2 separate regions of the Homo sapiens genome follow, and region 2 is linked to region 1. Evidence: chromatin loops called from intact Hi-C (ENCODE). Cell type or tissue: heart left ventricle. All regions are shown on one strand. Each heading gives the region's core, and the rest is flanking DNA. Links, peaks and the distances in the headings are about the cores only.

What was found. Peaks named below come from ENCODE experiments on the same cell type or tissue, not always from the same donor. Only the 100,000 strongest peaks of a DNase experiment are listed, where the experiment ranks them.
Region 2: a loop joins it to region 1, with 4 times the contacts of the local background. A loop is called at or near these places in 86 of 110 quality-filtered maps.

Annotation. Positions count from the first base shown.
Region 1 is chr17:64,148,515-64,158,101 of GRCh38, reverse strand. It overlaps TEX2 (testis expressed 2), which reads left to right. Exons shown (of 12, transcript NM_001288732.2): 9 at 3,135-3,260; 10 at 4,948-5,157; 11 at 7,141-7,261; 12 at 9,011-9,587. The coding sequence ends at 9,133. Among named protein-coding and RNA genes, the nearest start is that of SNORA50C, 7.0 kb to the right of the region's middle. In heart left ventricle, for the core only: a CTCF peak has its summit at 5,462; DNase peaks (open chromatin) are centred at 1,861, 3,181 and 7,607; H3K4me3 peaks cover 454 bases; H3K27ac peaks cover 6,844 bases.
Region 2 is chr17:64,277,805-64,287,391 of GRCh38, reverse strand. No RefSeq gene overlaps it. Among named protein-coding and RNA genes, the nearest start is that of TEX2, 19 kb to the right of the region's middle. In heart left ventricle, for the core only: CTCF peaks have their summits at 5,036 and 5,235 (motif pointing right); DNase peaks (open chromatin) are centred at 4,681, 5,251 and 8,638; H3K27ac peaks cover 189 bases.

The DNA.
Region 1 (9,587 bases), core at 1,043-9,042:
ATAGTCCTTTTGTCGCACACTGCAGGTAACATAACATACAACATTCAGATGGGATTGAGATAGTAACCTGAGCAGCCTCTGCTTTAGGAACTGCCCTGCAGAGGGCCAGAATGAGTTAGTTAAAGGGAGCGCTCTGCCTTTTGGGTGGCCTTTAAATGGAAAGTGGCATGGAAGTGAAGTGTTTCCTATAAGGCACTTGGCCTCTTCCTGCTCCACCACTGCAGTCTGGGCCCTTTGTACAAGTCCCCAAGTCAGAAGGTGGCCCCATCTGACCTCTTTTGGGTTACTAGTTCACATCTACCCCAAACTACCCATCTGCCCCCAGGCCCCTGGTGTTCTGGGCACTGAGTGCCTGCAGTTTACACTGTGACTCAGTCTAGTTTGTGGGTGTGTATGCACATGTGTGCCTGTGGCAGGTGTATAGAACTGATTTTCTCAAAAGAAAAATTAGTGCATTCTTGAGTGTGGTCTCCCTCAAAGCAAACATCTCACAGGGCTTCTTAATTTAATTATGCGTCTTCATTTAAAGCATTTTGGGGGCTTCTTTTTAGAATTGCCTCCACAGTCCGTGACATTCTTTTAGCTATCCTGAGTGACAGCAAATTGTCCTGCTTTGTAGATGGTTTGGACCTTTGAGAAATTGCTAGAAGTCATCAGAGGTGGTGGTCATTATGAGACCAAGAAATAAAATATTTGGTCTAAGAGTGTCAGTGATAAAATAATTCACTTTTTCTTATATATCTGACATTTCCAAAAGATTTTTGGCAGAAGGAACATAACTGGAATAAGCCTTTTAAGGTGTCTCTTTGAAAGGATACCACACTCATCTGGAATTCTGAGGTGTGTTTAAAACAAGTAGGCTAATTACATTCCAGCACGTCTTCTACAAGTAAGTGTGGTGTATCTTCCTCTGAAGTTCATGCTGAGGTCATAAAATGCATGTTCATTTATAAAAATGAATATCAGGCAAACACTGGGCTACACTTATAATTCCTAAGTATTGGGTGCCGCATAATACTGCCCCCAGCGCGGAGAGCAGAGGTACCACTCGGTCAAAATCAGATTTTCACATCATCTGATCAGCTTGAACTGGTACAGCATTACCTAAAGTGTTCACTTCAAGCCACAAAATTTGTCCTGTTCTGTGACCTGCAGAGGATTAACTCAGTAACCTGAGAGCTTGCCACAGCGCTCAGCCTCTGGCATCTTCTGCCCAGGGTTGGAGCTGCCAGATGATATGGCCCAGTGGGGACACAAGGAGCAGTGGCTCAGCAGATCTCACTGGGGTCCCAGAGCTTGCAGGCAGCCTTTTGTGCTTTGTGGGTGAGGAGCAGGCTCCCTGTGCTGTGGGGACAGATTTCACACCTGGCAGCATGAGGTCAGAGAGCCTCAGGCACTGCCATCCTACTGATGGAGAACTCTGATGCTCTTCTGAGAGGGGCGTGTGATCTTTGGGGATTTACATCTCTGACTTTCCTCACCCAAGACCCGGTTTAGGCTTTCATAGGAATTGAATTTTGCTATATACATTTTAAATATAAGATTCCTGTGAGGGCTGCCTAACCACAGCACACTCTGATATGGCTCTGCAGCCAGTGGATACACATAAGCATTTCCTGGACCAGCCAGGCCTCTGGTGGAAGGAGGAAGACTCAGTTACGTGCTGTCCCATGGCCAGGGACAAGAGGCTTTTGTTTCTGCAGAGGGAGTTTCCCTTTAATGTGGAAGTCCAGCCTGTTGGCTGGAGCACTGGCTCTAATGTTTCAGAGTGGGGGTAGGGAGGAGCTGTGTGTCCTGCCAGGGAGGACACAGTCCGGGTCCTCTTACAGCCGGCTCCTGTTTCCAGTGTAGAGGTTTCAGTCCTACCCTCCCAGTGCACAGGGCTGGGGCCACTGCCGGGCCTTCAGTTCCACACTGGCATGTGTGCTGTGCCCTTGGGTGCCTTTGGCTCCTGTTGGTCAGGCGATAACTGTCCCCGTGGGCCTCTGGTGGCCCAAGGACAGCATCAGGAAAACCAAAGGACTGCAGCTGCAGGGAGATAGGCCCTGAGCCCCACTGCCTTCCCTTGTCCATGTAACTGTGTCCTTGTCAAAAATACAATGACCAGCCTCTGCTTGGTGACCATTTGGTTGTGTAATAGTGTTCAGAGACTACTCTGTCCCTTGTTCATTTTGTCCCATTTAAGTCTCTGGGCTCAGACACAGCCCTGCCAGTACTTTCTGAAGCAAAGCCACGGTCCAGGGAGGAAGCTGCTTTCTATAGGCCCGAGGCTCAGCCCAGAAGCCCCCAGGTCCCCTCCGACGGGAACTGGACCCCTCACCTCTGCGGGTAATCCAGCAACCCCACACCTCTGGAACTGAGTATCTGCCCTGGAGAGCTGAGTGAGGGACACTGCTGTCCCATGAGGCTTTCCCTTACTTCAGTCAAAGGAATGGTCTTTAGACATGTATTTTTCCGGAAAATTTCCTGGGTTCTCATGTCAGTTGCTTCCTAGAGTCTCCTGAGACTTTTTGTGTGTGTGTGTGTATGTGGTTGTTGGCTTTTTCTGTGACCCTCAGGAGATAGGGCAGGTGTGGAGTGAAATACGTAATTTCACTGGAAAGGAGTCATGAGTCAAAACTCACTTGGAGGGTTACTAAGCCAGAAAGCATCAGAGTTGCTGAATTAAGCCAGAGCCAAGGGACTTGCCTCAACATCCCATCATCAGTGAGAAGTGGCCATGTCACCAGTATAAGCTGTCACCTCACTCTTGCAACCATCCGCTCTTTCTGTTCATCCTCCCGTGTGGCTCCGCTGCACTGCTGGTTGAAATCACTGCATTTTATGTGCGCATCACACTCCCACCTCCTGTCCTTCTGACGCATGCTCAAAAGCAACCTCTTCTGGGTCCAAGGCCTCTGTGGTCCTGTCAGAGGCCTTGGTGCTGAAGAGTGTCCTGAGCATCTGCGCTGATCCAAGGATTCTTGGATTGGGCCTCTTCTGGTTTGGGTGGGTTGGAGAGAATGACGAGATGTAGTTAACAGTTACATCCCGACCCTGTTGTGGTTGAGTGTGTGTGCATGGGTGTGTGTGTTCTCTTTCTAAGCAGAGCTTGGGTGAGGGCAGGCAGTGGTGGTGACTCTCTCTCTGTCCAGTTGCAGGCCCCGGGCATTCTGTCTGGCGGACAGCGATGAGGAATCCTCCAGCGCTGGCTCCTCCGAGGAAGACGATGCCCCAGAGCCCAGCGGGGGAGACAAACAGCTCCTCCCAGGGGCTGAAGGGTGAGTGGATCAGTGCTTCTGTGCCTCTGAGTCTCCAGGGATCAGGACAGCAAGTTGGGAGTGAACCTTGTTTCCCTTCCTTCCTCTGTGATCTTCCTTCCTCTTTAATGTTGAGTAGATGGTTTTTTTATTAATATCCCAGGTCAGTGGTCTGTTTAAATTCCAGGCAACCAAGCAAAAAGACCCATATAGCTTTCCTTACTAAAATGGCTTTCTGCTGCTGTTTGATTAAATAATAGAGAAGTTGAAGGGTGTGCTGATGATGAAAAGCATCTCCCTGAGCCTTCAGAAGGAACCGAGCATACACCCCCTCCCCCCGGAGAGCCTCCCTCCCCTCAGCTTCAGCTGGAGTGCATTTGCTTCTGTTGAGCTGCAAGTTCCTGCAAAGCAGAAACATTCAGATGATTTTCTTTGGCGAGTTTTGAAAGCGCTGATGACTGAGCTGATCTTTTGGATCATGAACTTCATTTGGAGGGGGTTACTCTTTCCCTGTTAACTTGGGCTGTGAAATGATCAAAGTGCTTAAATAGCCTATCCACAATGATCTTTTAATTACATAAAGTGAATTGAAGAAACTAAAAGAAGCCAAATAATTCAGAAACTTTTATAAGAAAAAACCAACCTATTCACTTTTGAAATCCTACAGGAGATGAGAATTCAGATGTTTGAGGAGTTGGTGCCAAAGTTTGTGTGTATTATTTACAGTCTAGCTGCTTGACCCTCTTAAGAATGATTGCTTTTCCCTGAACACATACTTTTCCTCATGTTCTGGAACTGTGGGGGATTTTAAAAAGCAAATATCCTTTCTTCTGAGTCTCATGGTACATGTGACCTGATACAACAGCTTATTTTCTTGGCCTGTGAGCACGTCAACTTGGTGTAGCATTTTGTTTGTTTGTTTGTTTTCTTGAGACAGCATCTTGCTCTGTCACCCAGGCCTGGAGTGCAGTGGCACGATCATAGCTCAATGCAGCCTCAACCTCCTGGGCTCAAGTGATCCTCCCATTTTAGCCTCCCGAGTAGCTGGGACTACAGATGCACACCACCACTCCTGGCTAATTTTCTGTTTGTTTTTTGTAGAGATGGGGGTCTCACTGTGTTGCCCAGGCTACATTTTTCTTTAAGAAGTTCCAAGCCCTTTGAAAAGTAATTGCCACTCAAGGTAGCCATGTGACACCACCTAAAGACAGTCCATTAATTACTGATTTATGTCCTATTGATGCAGCATGATTTGTTACTTGCTGCATGGAGATTATGAGATTGATATGTCATTGGATTTCTGTCTGGTATTGGAGTAGTATAAAGGAGGACAGGTGAGAAACCTCTGCATGAGGACTTTGTCCAGCTCTCCATTGTCAAGGTTTGGACTGTTTCAGACATTTACACCTTCTCTGAAGTAGTAGTTCTCAACTGGGGGTGATTTGGCCCCCCAGAGGACATTTGCCGATGTCTGGCAACATTTTTTATTGTCATAACTAGGGGGAGTGCTATTGGCATCTGGTAGGTAGAGACCAGGGATGCTGCTGAACACCCTGCAATGCACAGGATGCCCCCCGCCCCAACACAGAATCACCACATCCAAAACATCGAGTGGTGCTCTAAAGTAAGGGGAACGAAGAGCCACAGGTTTTTGTCTGTGAAAAGAGCAAAGTTTGTGCTAACCGCCCTTTGTGTTCCACATTTGAAGGTACGTTGGAGGTCATCGAACAAGTAAGATTATGAGGTTTGTTGATAAAATTACCAAGTCAAAATATTTCCAAAAAGCAACAGAGACAGAGTTTATTAAAAAGAAGATCGAAGAAGTCTCCAACACACCCCTGCTGCTCACTGTTGAAGTACAAGAATGTAGAGGAACCTTGGCGGTCAACATTCCACCACCCCCGACTGACCGAGTATGGTGCGTAGAGGGCCCTCAGGGACAATAAGTGATTCCTCCTATTGCATGGCCACAGAAATCCCAGCCTGCTTAACCTTGAGGTTATGGAAAGTACCTTCTCCCGGGCAGAAGCACTTCCAAACAATTTTCATGGGACCTTAATATTAGTTGCAAATCTGATGGTACTTTCTTCTGTGAGTGGTGAATTCACATTCAAGAATTCATGTTCACATGGTAGGAAAAGTTAAAGTCAATACATGAAGTTTATGAGATAAGCTGTTTCTATTATTGGTCTTCCTCCTCTGTAAAGCCAACTGTTCTGCCAGTAATAACAGCTGTCATTTGTAGATAGCGCCTTTATTCTCTGCCTGGCCCTGGTTGTAATTGCATTACCTGATTAGTCCTCATAGCATCCTGTTGAGGTAGATGCCATTGTTATCCCTACTTTAAAGATGGGGATCACACATCCAACAGAGTCTGGGAAGTTAGGGAGACTTCCCTGAGTTAGGCCTCAATGCTGAGGAGTCAGGAGCATGTGCATTTGGTGTCTGAGGACTGGATTCTCAGCCCCAGCTGCATGTTAAAATCACCTGGGGACTTGCTAAAAATATAGCTATGCCTGGCCCATCCCCCCGGATTTCAGGGGTCGGGGGTGATGAAGCCAGGGTTGAGAGTCACTGAAATAAATTACTGATGAGTTCAGCATCACTGCCTGTGAATCTCAATTTAAAATTGACATGCTAAGTCCTATAAAAATGGGCATAAGTGTAAATAGTGATTGCATAAGAGATCTCATTGTACCATAAACTACACTCATAACAAAAATATAGCTCTGTTCTATCATAGAGTAAAACCAACATGCTAGTACATACCATCGGTATTCAGAAGGATTTGTAGGAATGATCAGAAGAGGGGTTTTGAATTGACTAACCATTTAACGATAATGCTGGTATTTCCCAATAAAACTTTAAAATGCCTTTTTATACTTTTTTAAAGTAATATTTTCATTGTTAAAAAAAAGAGAAAGATTGGGAAAAGGTGAAAAATAGATAAATAAATAAAAACCCATAATCTCACCATCCAGAAATAACCACTGTTAATATATTGTATGGTCTTTCAAACCTTAAAAAAATTTTAATAGTTAAAATTGATACATTTCTTCTCCTTACTGCCAATTCTTTAGATTTATCAGTTTTAAATGCCTCTGCTCAGGGGGAGATAAAATAAAAGGGCTCTAGGATAGTGCTACCCAAGGCATGCTCAAATGCTGAACTATGTGTTATTGATCCATAAAGATAAGTATAGAGTGTTTAGAAATATTTATGGCAACTTGACATTTTTACTGTATTTCCAAAAGCACTGGTCCAGGACAGATTTAAGGTTTTAGATAGTTGATAGCATACAGGGTCTTGTCTGGATACTTTGCCAACAGTTCTGATTGCCAGTCTGCTCCCTCGGGAAGTCATACAAAGCGTATTGTTGGGGTGTAGGATGAAAAAACAGGTTTCAAACCTTATTGATCGACATATGCACAGGAGAATGTAAGGGGAGTTCACCCTACTTCTGTCAATAGTCCTCTCTTGGGGATGACATTCAGAGAGAGGCAGTGTGTCTTTCACTCTCTGCTTTATCTGCTTGTATGTATGTTTTGTTTTTGTAATGTACATATACTACTTTTATAAAAATTGAAAGAAAAAAGGTTATTGCCATTTTAGAAAAAAACAGAAACCAATGCCCAGGTCATGGACTTTTCCAGTGGTGCTTCCTGGCTCTCTCAGTTTGTCAGAACTGTTCTAAATCCGCCACAGCCCTAACACCATCCAGGGAACACAGGGGGTTCACAATTCATACTTTGTGTGTGGAATATTTTTAGAGGGCATTTTCAGAAGAAAATAACATTTTAAGTAGTGATAAAGCCCCATGTAAATGAGAACTGTTTGCTGTCAGTGCCTGTCTCATTCCTTGCTTTGCTTCTAAATGTGGTTATTACTTGTCTTCAAAAAGGTATGGTTTCCGAAAGCCACCACATGTGGAGCTGAAAGCTCGGCCAAAACTTGGAGAGAGAGAAGTGACTTTAGTTCATGTGACAGACTGGATAGAGAAGAAACTGGAGCAAGAGTTTCAGGTAAACCTCTAGTGTTATCTAGTATTTCACACCAAGTATAGAAGCTCTGGGTTTAGCCGAGGTTCTGAACTTCAGCTGGGTCAGGATCCTCTTTTGAAAATCTGATGGTGACCTTCATCCCGGAAGAGTATTACATTTGATCAAATATGGGAATAAAACTTCAGGTACAGTATCAAAGCCCTGAAACTTATCCACAGAACATTACTAAGTCATCTTCAGAGGAAACCCAAAAGATTTGGGTCAGAGCAAAATGATGATGTCTTTTCCCAGCAAGCCTGCCAGGACTGTCAGGCTTTGTTTTCTCTTATGCAAGGCCTGGCCTTGCCCAACTCTTAGCACCCGGCCTGTGGGCAGGGAGGCTGCCCCCTGTTCTTGTGTGCTGTTCACCTTGCTCAGTTTGTTCAGTTCAACAAACATTCCTGGAAACCCTTCTGTGTGCCAGGTACCACCTGCCCTGGGAGTCCAAAGATGAATCTGGCCTCTCCCTCCCCTGGGTAGCTTCTAGTGTAGTCTGGGAGTTCATTAAGCCAGAGCTTACTCTCTCAGCTTTTCTTTCTGCATTTGGCCACCAAAGGTAATAGCAGTATAGCTGAGGCCCTAGGATGAGCTATTTCCATCAAACTTTTATCAGATATTTGAAGCACAGTTGTCTGTCGGGGTTTTATGGATTAGCAAACTATTTACTTTTAATGAAATTCACCTTTTGAAGAAGACCTACATTCTTTTTGCAGTGGTATATTTTGAGTTACTGCCTTAAAAAAATCCTCTTATTTAAAAACTAGAGATTAAACATAACTGATAACCAATTTCTGAAAAAGCTTAATGTCATCACCAAATAGAAAAGTACTTTGAACCTACTGAGGGGAAAGAACATCATGCCTTTTATTTTTCCCTTTTTCTTTCTTTTTTTTTTTTTTTTTTTTAAGACAGAGTCTTGCTGTGTCGCCCAGGCTGGAGTGCAATGGCGCCATCTCGGCTCACTGCAAACTCCGTCCCCCAGGTTCACACCATTCTCATGCCTCAGCCTCCCGAGTAGCTGGGACTACAGGCACCCGCCACCACACCCAGCTAATTTTTTGTATTTTTAGTAGAGATGGGGGTTTCACTGTATTAGCCAGGATGGTCTCGATCTCCTAACCTCGTGATCTGCCCACCTCGGCCTCCCAAAGTGCTGGGATTACAGGTGTGAGCTACCATGCCTGGCCTAATTTTTTGGTATTTTTAGTTGAGACAGGGTTTCACCATGTTGGCCAGGCTGGTCTTGAACTCTGGACCTCAGATGATCTGCCTGCCTTGGCCTCCCAAAGTACTGGGATTACAGGCGTGAACCATCGCACCTGGCCATTAGCTTACATTTTATCGCTAGGATTTATTAATAAAAGGATAATTCACATGGAATATGTGTTCTAGACATAGTAACTGGGAACTACTGTGAACAGCTTAAGCCAATTCTCTTAAATTGTTGGATATATATCAGTGCATATGGGCAACCTTATTATATGTATACAAAATCAAAGGCCACTTCTGCCTCCGAGCTGATATATTAGAGGATTCTCGTATCCATGCGCTGGTATGATTCCTCAACTCTTTCTAAAGTATGTATGGTGGGAGAATTAGTTTGGAATGCATAGCAAGTTTTTATATGTACTTTTAAAAATCAGTCTAAGCCCTAAAATTATCAGAACAAAGGAGGGTGACAGCCTGGCAAGGCATTCTTCCACATAGCTGTTCTTTAATATCTTCCTACAGAAAGTTTTTGTCATGCCAAACATGGATGATGTTTATATCACTATAATGCACTCAGCCATGGACCCTCGCTCTACTTCCTGCCTCCTGAAAGACCCACCTGTGGAGGCTGCTGATCAGCCATGATGGGTGATGTCAGATGTTCCCCATATTGTGACATCGAGCTGGATGTGTGGGGTTCTTGGCCGCCATCTGTACTGTAGCACTGGCCTCTGTGCCACAGCTACTGTTTCTTAAAGGACTGCTTCTGCCCTCTGCCTGCCAGTGCCCATTCCACTGTGAGGTGTCATTCCCTGCATCTAGTGACAACTGTCTGGATTGCCTGCTGCAAAGCTTTGATTTGGCAAAGGAGACCATGGAAGAATCATGGTGGATCCAGAAGTTATACGTGACCCACACCATGGCTTTTAAAAGTCTACCCATGTTTGTGGCAGCAAATGAGCACAGTAAGAGCAAAGCTGAACAACTTGCCTCCTCTACTCCTCCAAAGCTTTTCTTCAGGCAGCCGGTGCACAGTGGACTTTTTCACTTCTATACTTTGTATGCGGCCTTCCACACTTCCAGAGAATGTCAGTGTGCA
Region 2 (9,587 bases), core at 775-8,774, 130 kb before region 1:
TCGCCTGAGGTCAGGAGTTTGAGGCAAGCCTGGCCAACATGGTGAAACCCCGTCTCCACTAAAAATACAAAAATTAGCCAGACGTGGTGGCACATGCCTATAATCCCAGCTACTTGGGAGGCTGAGGCAGGAGAATCGCTTGAACCCAGGAGGCGGAGGTTGCAGTGAGCCAAGATCATGCCATTGCACTCCAGCCTGGGGGATAAGAGCGAGACTTCGTCTCAAAAAAAAAGAACACACAAAGATAATTTCCTACATAGGGATACCTTTATCACACCAAACGTAGGTCATCATATTTCTTTGATAATCCAATGCCCAGTTCATATTCAAATTTCCCCAGTTATTTCAAGGACATTACGTATAGTTCTTTTGTTTGAAAAAGGATCTAATTACAGTGGAGGTGCCCTTTAATCTGCAACAAGAAGGCAGGGTGAGAAGGCTTTGTGGGCAAAGCAGCTCCTGGGCAAAGGCTCAGGGGGACAGTCTGGGCCTGGGGAAATTGACGAACTCAGCTTGAGGAAGATGGGCCCAGTTCGGAGGCCCTACTGGCCCTGCTGTGTTCCCACTGGAGGAGAGAGAGCGAGCCCTCCTAGGCACAGCTGTGACATGCCCAGAGAGTGGGGCTCTGATGAAAGGGCCTGCTGGTTCTTGCTATGATCCCCAGGGCCTGATTCAGGACACACCTCGGGCTGGAGGGCCTTCTTCGAACCTTCCTTCAGTCAAGGGAGCGGTCAGTCCAACAATCCACGGCTCTGGAAAGTTCCCCCTGAAGATTGGTTCTGTCCTGCTCACCCTGTGCTCCCTATGGGGACAGGCCCTGCCTTGGACTCCCAGGACAGTGTCTTTCTACTGTCTCTCAAGACAGGCAGGGCACTTGTATTAATCCACTTTCACACTGCTGAGAAACACATACCCCAGGCCGGTCACAGTGGCTCACGCCTGTTATGCCAGCATCTTGGGAGGTTGAGGCAGGCAGATCACCTGAGGTCAGGAGTTTGAGACCAGCCTGGCCAACATGGCGAAACCCTGTCTCTACTAAAAATGCAAAAATTAGCCAGGCGTGGTGGCAAGCGCCTGTAATCCCAGCTACTTGGGACGCCAAGGCAGGAGAATCGCTTGAACCAGGGAGGCAGGGGCGGCAGTGAGGCAAAATAGCACCACTGCACTCCAGCCCGGGCAACAGAGTGAGACTCTGTCTCAAAATAAATAAATAAAAATAAAAGACATACCTGACACACCCAAGACTAGGCGATTTACAAAAGAAAGAGATTTAATGGACTCACAGTTCCACGTGGCTGGGGAGGCCTCACAATCATGGCAGAAAGTGAAAGGCACGTCTCACGTGGCAGCAGACAAGGGAAGAGAGTTTGTGCAGGGAGACTGCCCTTTATAAAACCATCAGATCTCATGAGACTTATTCACTATCACATGAATAGCATGGGAAAGACCTGCCCCCATGATTCAATTACCTCCCACTGGGTCACTCCCAACACATGGGAATTGTGGGAGCTACAATTCAAGATGAGATTTGAGTGGGGACACAGCCAAACCATATCAGGACCCTTCCTCCAGCCCTGTTAGGACATGTGGCAGATCCTGACTATAACAGCCCAAGACAGTGCTGTCTCTCCCTCAGGGCCCCATCATCCAGCCCTCTCAACTCCAGGATGGGCTGCCATGGTCCTCTGGGTGCCTTTGCCTGGTTCTAGTCACTGTGTTGAATGTCAGAGAAGGAAATAGCTGCAGTCTCTGTTTAGAGCCCTGTCCTTTGAGAACAGCAGGTACTCTTGATGTGGGCTGTAGATGACCTTTTGAAAATCAGACCCTGCTTCCCAGGAGCCTTTCATCATGTTTCTGAGATGTTGCTCTTCTCTCTTTGATGGAACTTCAGACAGAAGCCAATCTGCAGCCTAAGCCTGCCCGGGCCTTGAGTCCACTTAACAACCTAGGAGCCCTGTTGGATGTGCCAGAGGAGTATTGATAATCAGGGAGCAGAGATAGAGGAGTTAGGCAGGGGCAGCTTGGCCCTCTACGACCTCCTGGCACAGCACCATGAAGCCTAGGTGTCTGGCCCCTGACAATTTGCTCCATGCAGCAAGGGGCAGGGTTGGGAGGGGTCTTTCTTATTCATCAGCCAGTCAATAAAGCATCTTTCCAGGTGGGGCTTTAGTTCAGGCCTTACCTTTCCAGGAACTTCTGTTTGTTTGTTTTGAGATGGAGTTTCGCTCTTGTTGCCCAGGCTTGAGTGCAATGGCACAATCTCGGCTCACTGCAACCTCCGCCTCACGAGTCCAAGCGATTCTCCTGCTTCAGCCTCCCAAGTAGCTGGAACTATAAACACGCACCACCACGCCTGGCTAACTTTTTGTATTTTTAGTAGAGACGGGGTTTCACGATGTTGGCCAGGGTGGTTGAACTCCTGATCGCAGGTGATTCTCCCGCCTCGGCCTCCCAAAGTGCTGGGATTACTGGCATGAGCCACTGCCCTCAGCCTCTGGAAACTTCTTTATCAGCTTACTTCATTAATCAAGCTGTCGGGAGTTGGGTGAATAATTCAGGAGGCCAATTTCATTCAGTCATTCATTTATTCACTCATTCAACATACATTTTTGAGCACACGCTGTTTTCCAGGCACAATTCTAGGGGCTGGGCATATAGTGGTGAAAAAGACAAAGTTCCCACCCTCACAGGGCTGTAGTCTGGCAAATTCGCCTGCATTTAATTGGTTTCAGCAAGAAACAGAATGGCCAGACCACTGAAGGCTCAAGTCAGCTGACCCACCACAGACAGGATCAGCAGGAATGGTGTGGCCAGTAGACCTAATGACCAACGGATATAATTTTAATATATATCCTGGCCAAATCTCATGTTGAACTGTAAACCCTGGTGTTGGAGGCGAGGCCTGGTGGGAGATGTCTGGGTCATGGGAGCGGATCCCTCATGGCTTGGTGCTGTCCTCGTGATAGTAAATGAGTTCTCAGGAGATCTGGTTGTTTAAGTATGTGGCACCCCTCACAACCACCACTCTCTCTCTTGCTCCTGCTCTGGCCACGTGACATGTCTGCTCCCGCTTCATCTTCAGCCAGGAATAAAAGCACCCTGAGGCCTCCCCAGAAGCCAAGCAGGTGCTGGCACCATGGTTGCACAGCCTGCAAAACCATGACCCAATTAAACCTCTTTTGTAAATTACTCAGTCTCAGGTATTTCTTTATAGCAATGCAAGAATGGCCTAATACACCAGCTTTGGTCTCTGGACTACTAGAAGCATCTGAGTACCACAGCGGTGCCCACTTTGGAAAACCCTATTCTATGTCATCACGTACTGGTCATACAAATTGAGACACTGCCCTAGTCATTACAACCAGCCTTGGCTGTCCCTAAATCCCCCTCAGGCACCCACTACTCATCCTTCCCTAGAGAGATCACTTCTATAAATGACACACATCATCCATGACATGGGGATTCCACCTGAATTTACTTAGGGGAATGGTTCAAACCGTATATTTTAACTACACCCGGAGATTCTTCTTCAAGATTCCTTTAAGCGTTTGTCTTAGTCTGTTCCTGCTGCTATAACAAAATACCTTAGTCTGGGTGATTTATAAATAGTAGAAATTTATTTCTCACAGTTCTGGAGGCTGGAAAGTCCAAGATCAAGGGATTGGCAGATCCAGTATCTGGTGAGGGCTCCATCTCTGCTTTCAAGATGGTGCCTTGTTGCTGCGTCCTCCAGAAGAGACAAATGCTGTCTCCTCACATGGTGGAAAGGGAGAAAGGGATGAAAAGGACAAATAGGCTCCCTTCAGCCCTTTTATAAGAACCCTAATCCCATTCATGAGGGCAAGGCCCTCTGACCTAGTCATCTCCTAAAAGCCCCACCTCATGCATTGGGAACGAAATTTCAACACACATTTCGAAGAGACACACACATTCAAACCACAGTAGGGTTGTTCCTTTTAAACATTATTTAAAGGCACCCATATGTATGTAATAATAATAAGGGGGGCTGGGCACGGTGGCTCACGCCTGTAATCCCGGCACTTTGGGATGCCGAGGCGAACAGATCACTTGAGGTCAGGAGTTCGAGACCAGCCTGGCTAACATGGTGAAACCCCATCTCTACTAAAAATACAAAAACCAGCTGGGTGTGGTGGCACGTGTGCCTGTAGTCCCAGCTACCTGGGAGGCTGAGGCAGGAGAATCGCTTGAAACCAGGAGGCAGAGGTTGCTGTGAGCAGAGATCACACCACTGCACTCCAGCCTGGGCAACAGAGTGAGACTCTGTCTCAAAAATAATAATAAGGGCTTGGGGCTTTACCTATATTAAATAATTATGATTAAATGTAAATATAAGTGTAATTAAATTATTACACTAAATAGTCTTCACAACAAGCTTGAGAGCTGGGTATGAAGATTATCATGTTCTTTTCACAGATGAAGAAGCTGTGGCTCAGCAGGTTTGGGGGCAGAGCCAGGAGGAAATCCGCCATCTGCCTCCAGAGCCCTGCTTCGATGACATGTGTCACTCTTGAAACAATGCCACACTCTGGAGGAAGTTTTCCAGATTCCTCCGGAAGAGGACAGAGACTGGCAATTCCGGAAAGGTCATCTAGGGAGTGCCAGGTCCCCAAACCCACTGAGCCTTTGTCAATTACAGATCCCCAGGGCCCCCCACCCCCGACCGCCTGCGTCAGGATTTCTGGGCAGACACAACAAAATTATGTCAAAGCGCCCCAAACACTTCAGAGCCAAGTGGCCCCGCAGCTGGTTTAGGGGCCTTCCAGAACAGTTGGCCCCGGGGGGATTCGATGTGGGTGGAGGACGCAGGTATGGGTTCCTCTCGGACCACCCTCTCTCAGGTGGGCTTCCAGCGGGCAGGGGCCAGCTTTTCTCTGCACTAGTGGGTGGGCTTGCTCCTCTCTGTACATTGGACACAGTGGAGACAAATTTCCGGAAAGGCTCAGGCTGAACACAGGATAGCCCTAAGGGTGGGCTAGATTCATGGAGAATGTATCGCGGACTAGTCAGTCATATAAAATACTTGAGCCATATTTTTGTTCACCTGAGGTCAATTCCATGAGGCCCCTGGGATACCCACTGGGCCCATAGAAGCCCCAAGATAAAAGTCCCAGCGTAACATTTTTGCTACTTATGGAGCTATACCATTGCTTGTTTAATTCTTCCTTGAAATTTTTTTTTTTTTGTCTAAGAGTAGTTGCTTAGTTTGACCACGAGGTAGCGCTAACGGGCTTGGTAGCCAATGGACGGGGGCGTGGTAAGCCTTGTGGACTTAAGAGGAAAATCTCAACATTGCCCCTTTATTAATTAATCAAACCTTGGATTTTTTCCCCCCATTCTGCACTTTCCAAATTTTCTGTATTGAGTTTGCATTGTTTTTACAGAAGCAGAATAAGGGCAGGGGTGGGGGACGATAGAGAATCACTACGCAATGATAATCTGTTATTTTGACATATTAACTTTAGACACTGTCTTTATGTGGCTGTAGTTATAGGATATGTGTATTTGTTTTATTGGAGTGCAGTGGCATGATCACAGCTCACTGCAGCCTCGACCTCCTGTGCTCAAGTGATCCTCCCATCTCAGCTTCCCAAGCAGCTGGGACTACCGGTGTGTGCCACCATGCCCAGGTAATTTTTTTGTTTTTAATTTTTTGTTTGTTTGTTTTGAGATGGTCTCGCTCTGTCACCCAAGCTGGAATGCAGTGATGCGATCTTGGCTCACTGCAACCTCTGCCTCTCAGGTTCAAGGGATTCTCATACCTCAGCCTCCCAAGTAGCTGGGACTACAGCTGCATGCCACCATGCCCAGTTAATTTTTGCATTTTTAGTATAGACAGGGTTTCGCCATGTTGGCCAAGCTGGTCTCGAACTCCTGACCTCAAGTGATCCACCTATCTCGGCCTCCCAAAGTGCTGGGATTACAGGTGTGAGCCACCCCACGCAGCCTGTTTTTATTTTTTTGTAGGGGTCTCTCTATGTTGCCCAGGCTGGTCTCCAACTCTTGGGCTCAAGCGATCCTCCAGCCTCAGCCTCCCAAAGTGCTAGGATTATAGGTGTGAGCCATCAGGCCTGGCCTGTTTTATCATTTTTAAACTTGACTTTATAATTTTTTATGTTACTACAAGTTCTTCATGAACATTTATTACTGCACATTTTACAGTGACCATATATTGAGGGTTCACTTGGAACCATGCAAACACTTTGCTGTGTTAGGTGCATTTTTGTGTAGCCCTCACAATGGGAGGGCCTAACCCATGAGGTGGGTATTATTATCACCCATATTTTATCTGTGAGTAAAATGATGCTTCAAGAAGGCAGGTCACTTAATAGTAAATAAATGGAGGAGTGAGTCTGTCTAACATCCTGCCTTTCTCTAACCACAATGCTATTTCATTGAGTATGACCACGACTTAATTTACCTAGTGTGCCCATTTAATTTGGCCACATTTCATTATCAATAGCACTGCAGAAAATATCTCTATGTAGAAAGTTTATTCTGCATTCAGGAAATATTTATAGAAGTGGACTTGATAGCCTAAACATTTTGAAGACTCTTGATAAATATTCAGTGCCAAATATGAAGAAAAAAAATCAGGAAAACTTAACTCTGGCTGGCTATTTTATGATATTAAGAATTATTGTTACTTTTTCTAGGCATGCTAATGCTGTTGCGGTCGTATATTTTTAAAGATACACAATGAAGTACTTACAAATGAAATAATATATTTGGAATTTGTTTGAAAATGCAATTGAGACAGGACTAGGGAGCTGATGAAAAAAGATTAGGCATGTGTTGCTCATTGGGTTACGGGAATCACAGGCATTGATTCCGCCGCTATCATCTCTGCTTTTGTGTCTATCTGAGATTTTCTTTTTTCTTTTTTCTTTTTTTTTTTTGAGATGGAGTCTCGTTCTGTCTCCCAGGCTGGAATGCAGTGACAGGATCTTTGCTCACTGCAACTTCCACTTCCCGGGTTCAAGCAATTCTCGTGCGTCAGCCTCCTGAGTAGCTGGGATTACAGATGTATACCACCATGCCCAGCTAATTTTTGTATTTTTAGTAGAGACGGGGTTTCACCATGTTAGCCAGGCTGGTCTCGAACTCCTGACCTCAGGTGATCCGCCCGCCTCGGCCTCCCAAAGTGCTGGAATTACAGGCATGAGCACCCAGTCTTTTTTTTTTTGTTTGAGACAGAGTCTTGCTCTGTCGCCCAAGCTAGAGTGCAGTGAAGTGATCTCAGGTTACTTCAACCTCCACCTCCCGGGTTCAAGCGATTCTCCTGTCTCAACTTCCCGTGTTTGAAATTTTCTATGATTAAAAAGCTTCAAATATCCAGATGAGGAAACTACCGAAAGAAAAAAAAAAAGCTTAAAATATAGCTATGAAACAAAAGATCTGATAGTCTACAGGACAAGCTAGCCCCGTGATTCCTCTTCTGCCTAATTAGTGAGACACGCAGAATAAAGGAGTAGCTTTCTAGAACAGTTTTGTTCAACCTCCTCTCCCATCAAACAAAAGTTAAGGTCTCCCTAAAACCAAAACACATCAATCTATTTTGTTTTTCAAAAACTTGTGTTTATTTATTTTATTTTAATTAATTAATTAATTAATTATTTTGAGACAGTGTTTCATTCTTGTTGCCCAGGCTGGAGTGCAATGGTACAATCTCGGGTCACTGAAACCTTTGCCTCCCAGGTTCAAGTGATTCTCCTACCTCAGCCTCCCAAGAAGCTGGGATTACAGGCATGTGCCACCACGCCCGGCTAATTTTTGTATTTTCAGTAGAGATGGGGTTTCACCATGTTGGCCAGGCTGGCCTCGAACTCCTGACCTCATGTGATCCACCCACCTCGGCCTCCCAAAGTCATGCCTTACAGGCGAGAGCCACTGCACCCGGCCAAAAACTTGTATTTATTTTTAAATAAGATTATAAAGTTGGACAGAATTTTAAAGGTCTGGTCCTTATTCTTTTAAACTTCTGATTTTTTTTTTAATGGAGTCTTGCTCTGTCACCCAGGCTAGAGTACAGTGACACAATCTTGGCTCACTGCAGCCTCCACCTCCCTGGGTTCAAATGATCTTCTCACCTTAGTCTCCCAAGTAGCTGGGACTATAGGTGCGCTACCAAGCCCAGCTTTTTTTTTTTTTTTTTTTTTTTTTTTTTTTTTACTTTTTTTTGCAGAGACGGGTTTCACCATGTTGCCCAGGCTGGTCTTGAACTCCTGAGCTCAAAGCAGTCCACCTATCTTGGCCTCCCAAAGTGCTGGGATTACAAGCATGAGCCACCACACCCAGCCATAGTCAATAATCTTGTGACAATTTTACATACACACTTCCCAACTGTAGTTTGATGCAGGCTTTGTTAAATTTCTGGAAATGTCTAGTGTTCCCCTTTATAGTAAGGAAACTCACCAACCGTTATTGGAGAAAGTCCCTTGGGAGAGGTCACAGCATCAAAAGGAAAGAGAGTTACACCTCTTGTCAGTTTGTAAACACACAGACACACACACACACACACACACACGCACGTGCTTACACATCCTTGGTTTTACTCACATCCTTCTCCCTACTCTGTCTGGGCAGGCACTTCCTGTCCACCCTCCCACATTATTTTCCCAGGACTCTCATGCCTTACCTGGCCAACTCTGCCAGAATCAGCAGCCAGGCTTGGGCCTGTCACACAGGACTCATGCTGGTTCCCAGTGGGCTAGACTCAAAACCACACCCCTCTTAATAGATCTTGGTTTTTCAGTCTTCAGAAGTCCTTAAGAGAAAGCAAAATTTAGCATACCCCATTCACTCTTTTTTGTGCAGACTCAGCCACAGAAACAGGAATTTCCTCATGGTACTGCTCTGTTCCCTAGATGGGACTTGTCAGTTTGAAGCTTCTGCAGCCTAGGACGAAGTGATGTCTGTCACACCTTGCGGAACAAGAACAGAAACTCAGGGCCAGGCAGGTGGCTCACACATGTAATCCCAGCACTTCGGGGGCTGAGGTGGGAGGGTCGCTTGAGCCCAGAAGTTTGAGACCAGCCTGGGCAACATAGCAAGACCCTATCTCTACAAAAAATATAAAAATTAACTGGGTGTGGTGGTGTGGGCCTGTAGTCCTAGCAACTCAGGAGGCTAAGGTGGGAGGATCGCTTGAGCCCAGGAGGTGGAGGCTGCAGTGAGCTGGGATGGCACCACTGCAATCCAGCCTGGGAGACAAAGCCAGATTCTGTTCTCAAAAAAAAAAAAAAAAAAAAAAAGAACAGAAACTCTCTGGTTCATCCCAGCAGCTGTTAGCCTAAAAATATCTCAACTCAGCATGCAGTAACTTTTTTCTCTCTCTCTTTCTGGCAGATGAGGCTGGAGTCAGACAGGACCTTTCCAAACGCTAGCTGGATAGAGTATGTTGTGTCTAGAAAAGCTGAGAGAAGGACAGAGAAGAACTGAGAAAGGTTTCCTTGAGTTCAACAGGCCCAGAGAGGGCCCTTCACGGGCCCCTAGTGGATTTCACTCTTTCAACAAGTGTTTCTGGAGGGTCTCTAAAGGGTCTGGTCTTAGGAAAGGAGGGAGGGGAC